Linked DNA regions of Homo sapiens: region 2 is linked to region 1. The links are chromatin contacts, found by Hi-C in ENCODE. All regions are on one chromosome and are shown on one strand. The core of a region is the stretch at or near the end of the contact, and the rest is flanking DNA. Distances in the headings are between cores, read along the strand shown.

What was found. A loop is a pair of places that touch in the nucleus more often than their neighbours do. Pooled maps may share reads with other maps.
Region 2: a map of Caco-2 shows a loop between it and region 1 (16-fold over the local background). The contact joins two enhancer-like sites. A Hi-C loop is called at or near these places in 1 of 168 maps with a recorded cell type or tissue (Caco-2), 1 of 37 single-sample maps with no recorded cell type and 8 of 50 pooled maps.

Annotation. Positions count from the first base shown.
Region 1 is chr2:100,983,159-100,987,245 of GRCh38, forward strand. The region is part of intron 16 of NPAS2 (neuronal PAS domain protein 2); the gene reads left to right. Among named protein-coding and RNA genes, the nearest start is that of NPAS2-AS1, 8.0 kb to the left of the region's middle. RefSeq lists enhancers at 1-288, 289-788 and silencers at 1,720-1,915, 1,800-1,939. Within about 2 kb of position 1,652, at least 2 of the 41 ENCODE cell types and tissues checked have a DNase peak (open chromatin) inside an H3K27ac peak, as active enhancers do.
Region 2 is chr2:100,852,695-100,856,953 of GRCh38, forward strand. The region is part of intron 1 of NPAS2 (neuronal PAS domain protein 2); the gene reads left to right. Among named protein-coding and RNA genes, the nearest start is that of NPAS2, 35 kb to the left of the region's middle. Within about 2 kb of position 1,642, at least 3 of the 41 ENCODE cell types and tissues checked have a DNase peak (open chromatin) inside an H3K27ac peak, as active enhancers do.

The DNA of each region.
Region 1 (4,087 bases), core at 402-2,901:
AGCATTTGGAGACCCTTAGAAGGGACAGAAAGAAGCAGAAATAACATCTCTGCTGGAGCACTGTCCCTGTTGCTTCCCCCATCACCATCTACGCAGACCCTCCCCTGGCCACACAGCTTCTGAAGTGCAGCCACACCTACCATAGGTGACAGGCGGGTTCTGTCGGGGCACAGCGCCGTGAGCCGGTGCACGCTGAGATTAATACACAGTGGTGCAGGTGTCTGGGGGCTTAGGGAGATGCTCATTTGGCCATCCTGCCTCGCTGAGGTCCCAGCAGCTCCGCCTGGCCCTCAGGGGCACTCCTGGTGGCTTTCTAGATGCTCACTGTCCCTCCCCTTCCTGCCCCTGCACAGGCCTCTCAGAGGTGGCTGCTCACCTTAAAGAGAAGAGCCCCGCCCTGGACAGGCCACCTCCCCACCTGCTCCCCTCAAGACACGGCGTGTGCGCCTTGAGCAGGCTTCACTCAGACAGCCTGGGCCATGCCAGAGCCCTGCTGCTCTCCCCACCTCCTCAGTGCACCCTTAAATTGACCAGAAAAAGGCTCGGCCTTCTCGTGAAAAGAAATGGAGTCACCGAGCTGCCATTCCACCTTTTACCAGAATAGGTAAAAAGTGGCTTTTGACTTACGCCTTCCCAGCTGGAATATTTTTCTCACTGATCCAGGGCCTGACTGGGAGCCCAATGCTTGCCTGACTCCAATTACTTTAATGGAATTTTTACACTAACAGGAAGGGGGAAATCGAGCCAGAAACTGCTAAAATTGAGGTAGGCGTATGAACATCCCCCTCAGTGCCTGGAGTTTTTCTACTTCCTGCCTTTTCTGAATTTTAAAATAACAGGCAGCAAGGTTATCGCTTTCACTCCTGTTATAACAAAGTATTTTTCCTCCTTGTGACCTATGCCTTTGGTTAACCCCAAAGTACCTATGCCACAGTGCACTGAGGGATGTTCTGAGCCGGCCGGCATGGGAATTGCACCCTCCGGTGCCTTCCTGCCCTGTGTTCATTCCTGAGGCCTTATCTTTGCAGTGGAATTTTCCAGAGATCATGGAAATCCACAGATAGTCGAGACAGAGGATATTTCCTCAAGGAGCCTGCCTTGTTTTTTTGTAAGACTTAAAGAAATATGTTCCAAAATGTGATATTTGTTTTTTTTAAACTAAACTGTGTGATTCAAGTGTGAAGAATAAGCAAGTAGAAATGACTCCAGCCCACCCCCAAAAGTAGAGGGATAGATAAAATAAGAATGACAAAACACTGATGATTGTTGAAGCCTAATGGTGATGCCAAGGTTTCATTATATTACTTGTCTATTTTGTATACTTCTAAAATGTCCTGTAATGACAAGTATTTGTAGAAATAAGCAGATAACACTAATGAAAAATCATCTGTGAGTGTAGGATTGGTTTGTTCTTGAAAATTAGAAGTTGTTGGTTTGTTTTCTCTGATAACTTTTCCCACTTGGAGAACTTTTTTTTTTTTTTATGTTTTCTATAAAGTTGACCTCAGAGCCCTTTTAAGTCACCATCTCCTTAAGCCACAAAATTCTACTTTATTGTTGATAAACAGAAGTACGGCTGTGCCCAGCAGCAAACCAGGAACCAGTCCCCCACCCAGTGGCCTTTATCCCAACCTCAGTGGACTTGTGATGCTTTACTTCATTGCTTCAAAACTTTCGTCGAGGCTATATGTGCCTGTGATGCTTACTATTTTTTTTTTTCAAAAAAACCTTGGGTTATGAGGAAGAAGTCCTGAAGGGCTGTTGGTGTTTGCACCTGGATGGGGTCATGAAAATGGGGCTACCTGGACAAGAGCTGTTGTGCTGAAAGGCCCATCGCCCCCTCCAAGGCTGCCTCTTGCTCTTTTTGAGAGCATGCGCGCCCTCTGCTGGCTGCTCAAAGGAATGCCTAGAAGGACACCTGTAGCAATGGCAAATGACGTGTTCCTCAACTGGTTCATCCATCCATCTATCCATCCTTCCTTCCATCCAGCCATCATCTATCCATCCTTCCATCCGTCCTTCCTTCCTTCCATCCAGCCATCATCTATCCATCCTTCCATCCAGCCATCATCTGTCCATCCTTCCATCCGTCCTTCCATCCAGCCGCCATCTGTCCATCCTTTCTTCTGGCCACCCTCCCTTCTATACATCCTTCTGCCCGTCCTTTCTTCCTTCCATCCATCCTTTAGTCCATCCATCCATCTGACAGACACCCTTTATTTACCAGGCACGTGGTTAAGCACTGTGAGGATACAGAAAGATAAACAGGGCAGGGTTTCTACTGTCAGAGGATATACATCGATGGGACAGAGTAGCACACCTTGCTGTTACAGTCTGTTACATAAATAACACCAGCAGACATAGTTTGCCCTTCTCTGAGTGAAAGCACCATTCATATGTTTATTCATTCATACATGCATTTATTCCATTCATTCATTTATCAAACAGTTTTTATATGCCCAAAGAGGCGAAGGAGGAAAAAGCTCCTTTTTTCATTTTGAATGTTATTATCTGACATTCATTCAGTACTTACTATGTCTCAGGTCATTTATATGCATTAACTTCATTTAGTCCTTAATAAGATATATGCTCTTAATGTCACTATTTTTTTTTAATGTCACTATTTTTTACTAATGAGGAAACTAAGGCTTTGAAAAGTTATTAAAATTGCCGAAGGCCATACTGCTAGTAAATGGTAGGGTGGGAATTTGAGCTAAGATAGGTCTGCTTTAAGGTAAATTATACTGCCTCTCATCAATAAAGGTTGGATTTATTCAAACTCTAATCAAAAGGTAAATTGTGTCCTACCAGAAAAACGCATGGTAATTGGGTTTGACTACTAGGTTTTTGCTGAAGTGATGAAGTATAGGTTGCCCTATGTGCTATAAATGAGTCTTATTTTAATAGGGAGCTGGGATTGCATGAAACATGAATCCTCAAAATGTGTAAAATGATGGATACCCAGAAAATTCTTCTTAATTTCTAAAGTGACAAGGAGTCCTCATTTCAAAACTGCAGGCTTCTCTGTGGTGGGTGGGGCATGAGAGGAGTTTGGGGAGGTCCCGTGGGATGGTAGAAAGATCAGAACCCAGCCCCAGCTCAGCCACCTGCCCATCTCGGGCCTCTGGTAAGTGGCTCGACCCCACCCATGAAACAGATGCTTGAGCGAACTGATCCGTAAGTCTCCCCAGCGCGCCTGCATGGTGGGATCCTCGCCTGCCTCTCCAAACCTGCGCTGACACTCAGCAGATGTCAGCCTGTCGGTCCTGTACTGCATATGAGGTGGGACTGCACTGAGTACAGGAATGGGGTGAAAAACGTCAGATGCTGGGAGCCAGAGAGCCTTCCCCCTAAAGAACTCCAGGCTAAGGGCCTGATGGACTGGAACAGTGTATGTTGAGAATCATGATAGACACAGTGCCATCTGATGTTTTTAATACCCAAGAGGTACTTTTGTTTAAAAAGCCAGTTTCAGGTCTGTCATTAAATTATTATTAAAATTACAAAAGTTGTCTTTCTTAAAACTTTAGAGTCAACTGACAGATTCCGTTTTATTTATGAATCTACTAATTTGGTCTAAAAAGAGCAATGCTCTAACTAGATTTTTATTTATGTTCAATTAGTTGATAGGTTGATTGTGAATAATCAACATTATCTACCAAAACTATTCATTTACACATTTAATTTATCTGAATCTTTCAAGCATTTTATGTACCTAACAAGGCAGACTTATAAAGCTAAGAAGTAAAATCTTTCTAAGCACCTAAACAACTGTTTTATTTATTTATTCATTTTTAAGACAGAGTCTCACCCTGTTGCCCAGGCTGGAGCGCAGTGGCACGATCTTGGCTCACTGCAACCTCCGCCTCCCAGGTTCAAGCAATTCCCCTGCCTCAGCCTCCCAAATAACTGGGATTACAGGCGTGCGCCACCATGCCCAGCTAATTTTTATATTTTTAGTAGAGACAGGGTTTCACCATATTGGTTAGGCTGGTCTCAAGCTCCTGGCCTCAAGCGATCTGCCCGCCTTGGCCTCCCAAAGTGCTGTAATACAGGCGTTAGACACAGCGCCCAGCGTAAACAACTG
Region 2 (4,259 bases), core at 392-2,891, 130 kb before region 1:
ACATTGCAAGAGAGATGGGAGGCACTGATCCCTGCCCTGGTGTCCTGCACTGTTCAGAGCTACAGGAGAAAAATGAGCAAAATCGCAAGTATGGACCCTTTCTGCCTGCCCCCTGCACAGGCACCAGACTCGGTAGGTTAGCACTAGTTCCTGCAGGGGCGTTCAGTGCTTTCTTTAAAAAAATAAAATAAAATAAATAAAAGACAAAAAAACCCGCTAATGGCTTGATATGAATTTCACTCATTATCTTCCCATAGCCCTTAAAACATCATTAAGTATTAAATTAGCAAGCTGAACTTCCTAAGAGGAGCAAGAATAATTTGAACTCTGGATTTTAATTACTTATCTTATAAACTTCTATCATGTGAGGTAGAGTGAAGAGCCCTGTCTACACCCCTGTGGACTTTCAAAGCAGCTATTTAAGATTTCATAAGACTATCCATTGTGACTACAGTGAATAAATTGTGGTCAAGGGAGTGTATCGATCAAACACCAGAAGGCTCCTCTCAGCTTCTGTCGCAATCTTGCACAGGAGAGAACTAGACCTAAACAGGAGGAAGAGTTGATAAGCAGTAAGCGAACGAATCTTGGTTCTGAAAAGAACAGCATCATATGTAAATTTCAATTTACATTTATTAGAATTTGCTCAGTAAATTGTGCTCTACGATGGAGTCAAGGCCAGATTGGGCTCTATTTCCACAACCCCCTAAGGAGTAGCTCACCAGTGTCCTAAGTGGCTGTTTCCTGGGTGAACATAGTACATATTTGCTGTCACGCTGGGAATACCAGTGAGAATCTCATGCATGGACAGAGGACATGATCATCTTTATGTTTGTAACCTCGGGCCTGGAACAGTCTCCTTTTGTGTTCACTTGATTCTGAAAGGTCAGTGTTTTAGAACAGGCTTTTCACATGGTTCACCAGGAGGCCAGTTAGATCCTGTAGTGAAAGGGCAAACTCATGGCACCCTTCTGCTTCTCAAGGCAGGATGCTGCAGGGGCAGTGAGGTAAGACGGTGGACACGTGGAGGAGAACAAAGGGGAGCCCCAGGGGCATCTGCAGCCAGGTGGAGCCGTTCAGCCTTCTGGCACACATCTGTTGGCTGGGTGGAGGTATGAGGGCGCAGATCTGAAAACCAAGTGGTGACCTAGGGAGGGAACAAGCGCTGTGCAGCATTGATGAAACTTAAAAGATGAAGTCCTGGTCCGGGCACGGTGGCTCACTTCTGTAATTCCAACACTTTGGGAGGCCGAGGCAGGAAGATGGCTTCAGCCCACGACAAAAAAAAAAAAAAAAACACAAAAAATTAGCAGGGCGTGGTGACATGTGCCTCTAGTCTCAGTTACTCGGGAGGCTGAGGTTGGGAGATCAGTTGAGCCTGGGAGGTCAAGGCTGCAGTGAGCAGAGATTGCACCACTGCACTCCAGCCTCGACAACAGGCTTTTGGACATAGCCTGCCTCAACAAAAAAAAAAAAAAAAAAAAAAAAAGATGGAGTCCTGCCTTTGAGTCTGGCTGGTGACCTCTCTGTGGCGTGGCATGTAGCCTTAGAGACGGGCTCCTAGGCATGGAGTGGGAGGACATGGCCATGGGCCGGAGTTGTGGGAGTGGCTGAAACCCAAGCCTAAGTGGCTTAAGGAAGTGAGAGCAACTACTGGGAAGGAAGTGGAGTAGGTGGCTGAATCCAAGCAAGAGAGAGAGACCTCAACCAGGGCCTCAGGGCATGGAACTAGGGTGTTTCTTTGCCTTTTCATGACCCCATCCTGAGACAGACTATGACTCTAGATCTCTATGATAGGGAGAGACCTAGACTCTACCCCAGCAACCCCAGGGGAAAGAGAAAGCATTTTCCCCCCAGCTTTTATACATCAGTCCTAGGGAAAGATTCTAATTGGCCTTGCCTGGTCACAAGGCCCTTCTCTTGGACTCCAGCATTAGCCTGAATTATGATTAGGAGGCCAGGGTCAGGTGCTCACCCTGCGAGTGAGGTGACAAGTACTGTGAGTGACAACCTTGTTAAAACTGTATGGCAGGAATCCACAGGAAATAAATGCAGGCCAAAATAACTGAAGCCCCACAAAGGGAGTACACTCCAAACCTGCTGCTTCGTTTGGTGATACCCATTGTTGGTACGTGCATTCACCTGTCTCTACAGCTGTGCACAGTGTGGCTATTGAGACGCTGAAATGTTGAGTGCTGGACCCTGAAACGCTGTGTGAGATGTGCTGTCAGTGTAAAGTGCATACTGGATTTAAAAGATTTAGTAGGAAAAACGAATGCAAGCTCTGCTATTATTTTTTAATATTGATTATATGTTGAAATAACATTTTGTGTATGTTAGGTGAAATAAAGTGTATTTTCAAAATTATACTCACCCATATAGCTTTACTTGTAAAAATGTGGCTTGTAGGCATTTGAAATTACATATGTGACTCATATTATATTTCTCTTCACACCGCTGTTCTAGACTGTGTTCATATTTCTACCTTGGGGGTATTAATCCTTAAGTCACTATCCACTGGGTCATTAATTTTGTTTTCCTTGACATTATTTCCTCAGACTTCAATGTGCACCCCTGTTTGAGTGTTGGGGGTTTCAGTGAGTCATTGTTTGCCCTTCGTGATTCCTAGACAATTCTCCTAACTTGCTTAGCCTGTCTCACGAAGGCCTCGACCGCGGGTAGAGCTGGAACCACCTGAGATTCGAGGGGAAAAGAGTGAGTGATAGGTGTCACAACTTTTGGAATCTCATTCTTGGATCCTATTTGTGAAGGTTTGCATGTCTCCATGAAAAGCACTAGCATTCCGAGTTGCTTGTCTGTGTTCTTACACATTTTGTTTTTACCTCATTGTTGACCCATCATGCATTTATTCCACAATCCAGATGTGAGAAAGCACTTCAGAGCCTAATCAAAATGGCAGCTCTTTGCCCTCTTGTTGCTCTCATGTTTATCTCCCTCCATTCAGCCTTCTGTCTGTCCTTCCATCCATTCTTTTATCAAGTTGTGACAGCCCCTAGTATGAGCCAGGCATAGGGCCGAATTCAGCAGTGAGGCAACCAGGCCCATTCCCCAAACTCACAGGGCTAGCAGATGGTAGCACCAGCTTCAGCTTTGCTGCATGTCTGATGAATCACTGGCTCTTGACCAACTTTCCCCAAAACTCTTGGAGGAAAAGTGCACAATGCCTAGTACAGAGGGTCTCAGCCCACTCAGCTTGAATGGGGAAGGTTAAGGTAAGGGTTGGAGTCCGTACTGCCTTCTCCCAAGGACTCCTCTGAGAAATAACCCCTCGAAATAACCCCCCTCCCTCCAAACACATTCTACTTATCACATCTTCCAGTAATACATTTTGATTAGAGGGATTGGAGCTAAGAGCCCTACTTAAGCAAAATTAAGGAGCTTTGTCTAAAATTGACATATTGAGAGAAACCCATCCAAAACCAGAACAGAAAAATGGATCCAGCTCTCTCTGGCAATTACAGGTAACTCTCCCTGTGGCATGTAACTGCCCAGTAAAAGTCAGACAAGACCATCCATTAGGATTTAAGTGTCACGTGTTTAATTCTGCTTGCTAATTAGTAGCCTTTCTTTTCCTGAATTAAACGTGTGGTTAATTCTGGTTGAGAACTGTTTCGTTACATGACTATCCACATTCCCGAGCACAGGCTCCCAATGCTGTCTGCTTTCTCACAAGCCCCCGGTCCTTGGTGCAGATCCAGTTAGAGGGGACCTGTGTTACCTGCTGGTTGGGTGTGGAAAAAGTATTCTTTGATAAGCATTTAAATGTTCATTTAGATCTAATTGGAAGTAAATTAGTAAAGACTCAGGGTAAAGAAAAGAAAATATTTTTCATTCAGACTTTGAAATTGATTTTTCAAAATTTGATGTTTATAAAGAAAAGAAGTGGAAATAATGCTCACAGAATTCAAGCCATGCGGCACACTCCGAGTGCATTGCATCTGCTTTAGCAGCTCGGACTTCGGAAGCAATGTAGAGAGAATGTGTGTATGGGCGGGGTGGGGGCGGGGGCGGGGGCATGTGTTTAGCAGAATCATAACCCCTGTGAATCAAAAGGAAGCACCTGTGGTGCCAGGGAAGGACCAAACATGAAAAGAGAGAGGTGTCCACGCTGCTTGCACCCTGACCTTTTCAGATGAGCTATGAGTCATTTAAAAATTTCAGAGCAGGTAGTAAGACAGCACCTGGGTGAGGAAGTAGGGCAGGTGATGGAGAGTGGTAGGGCGTGCATTTCTGCCAGA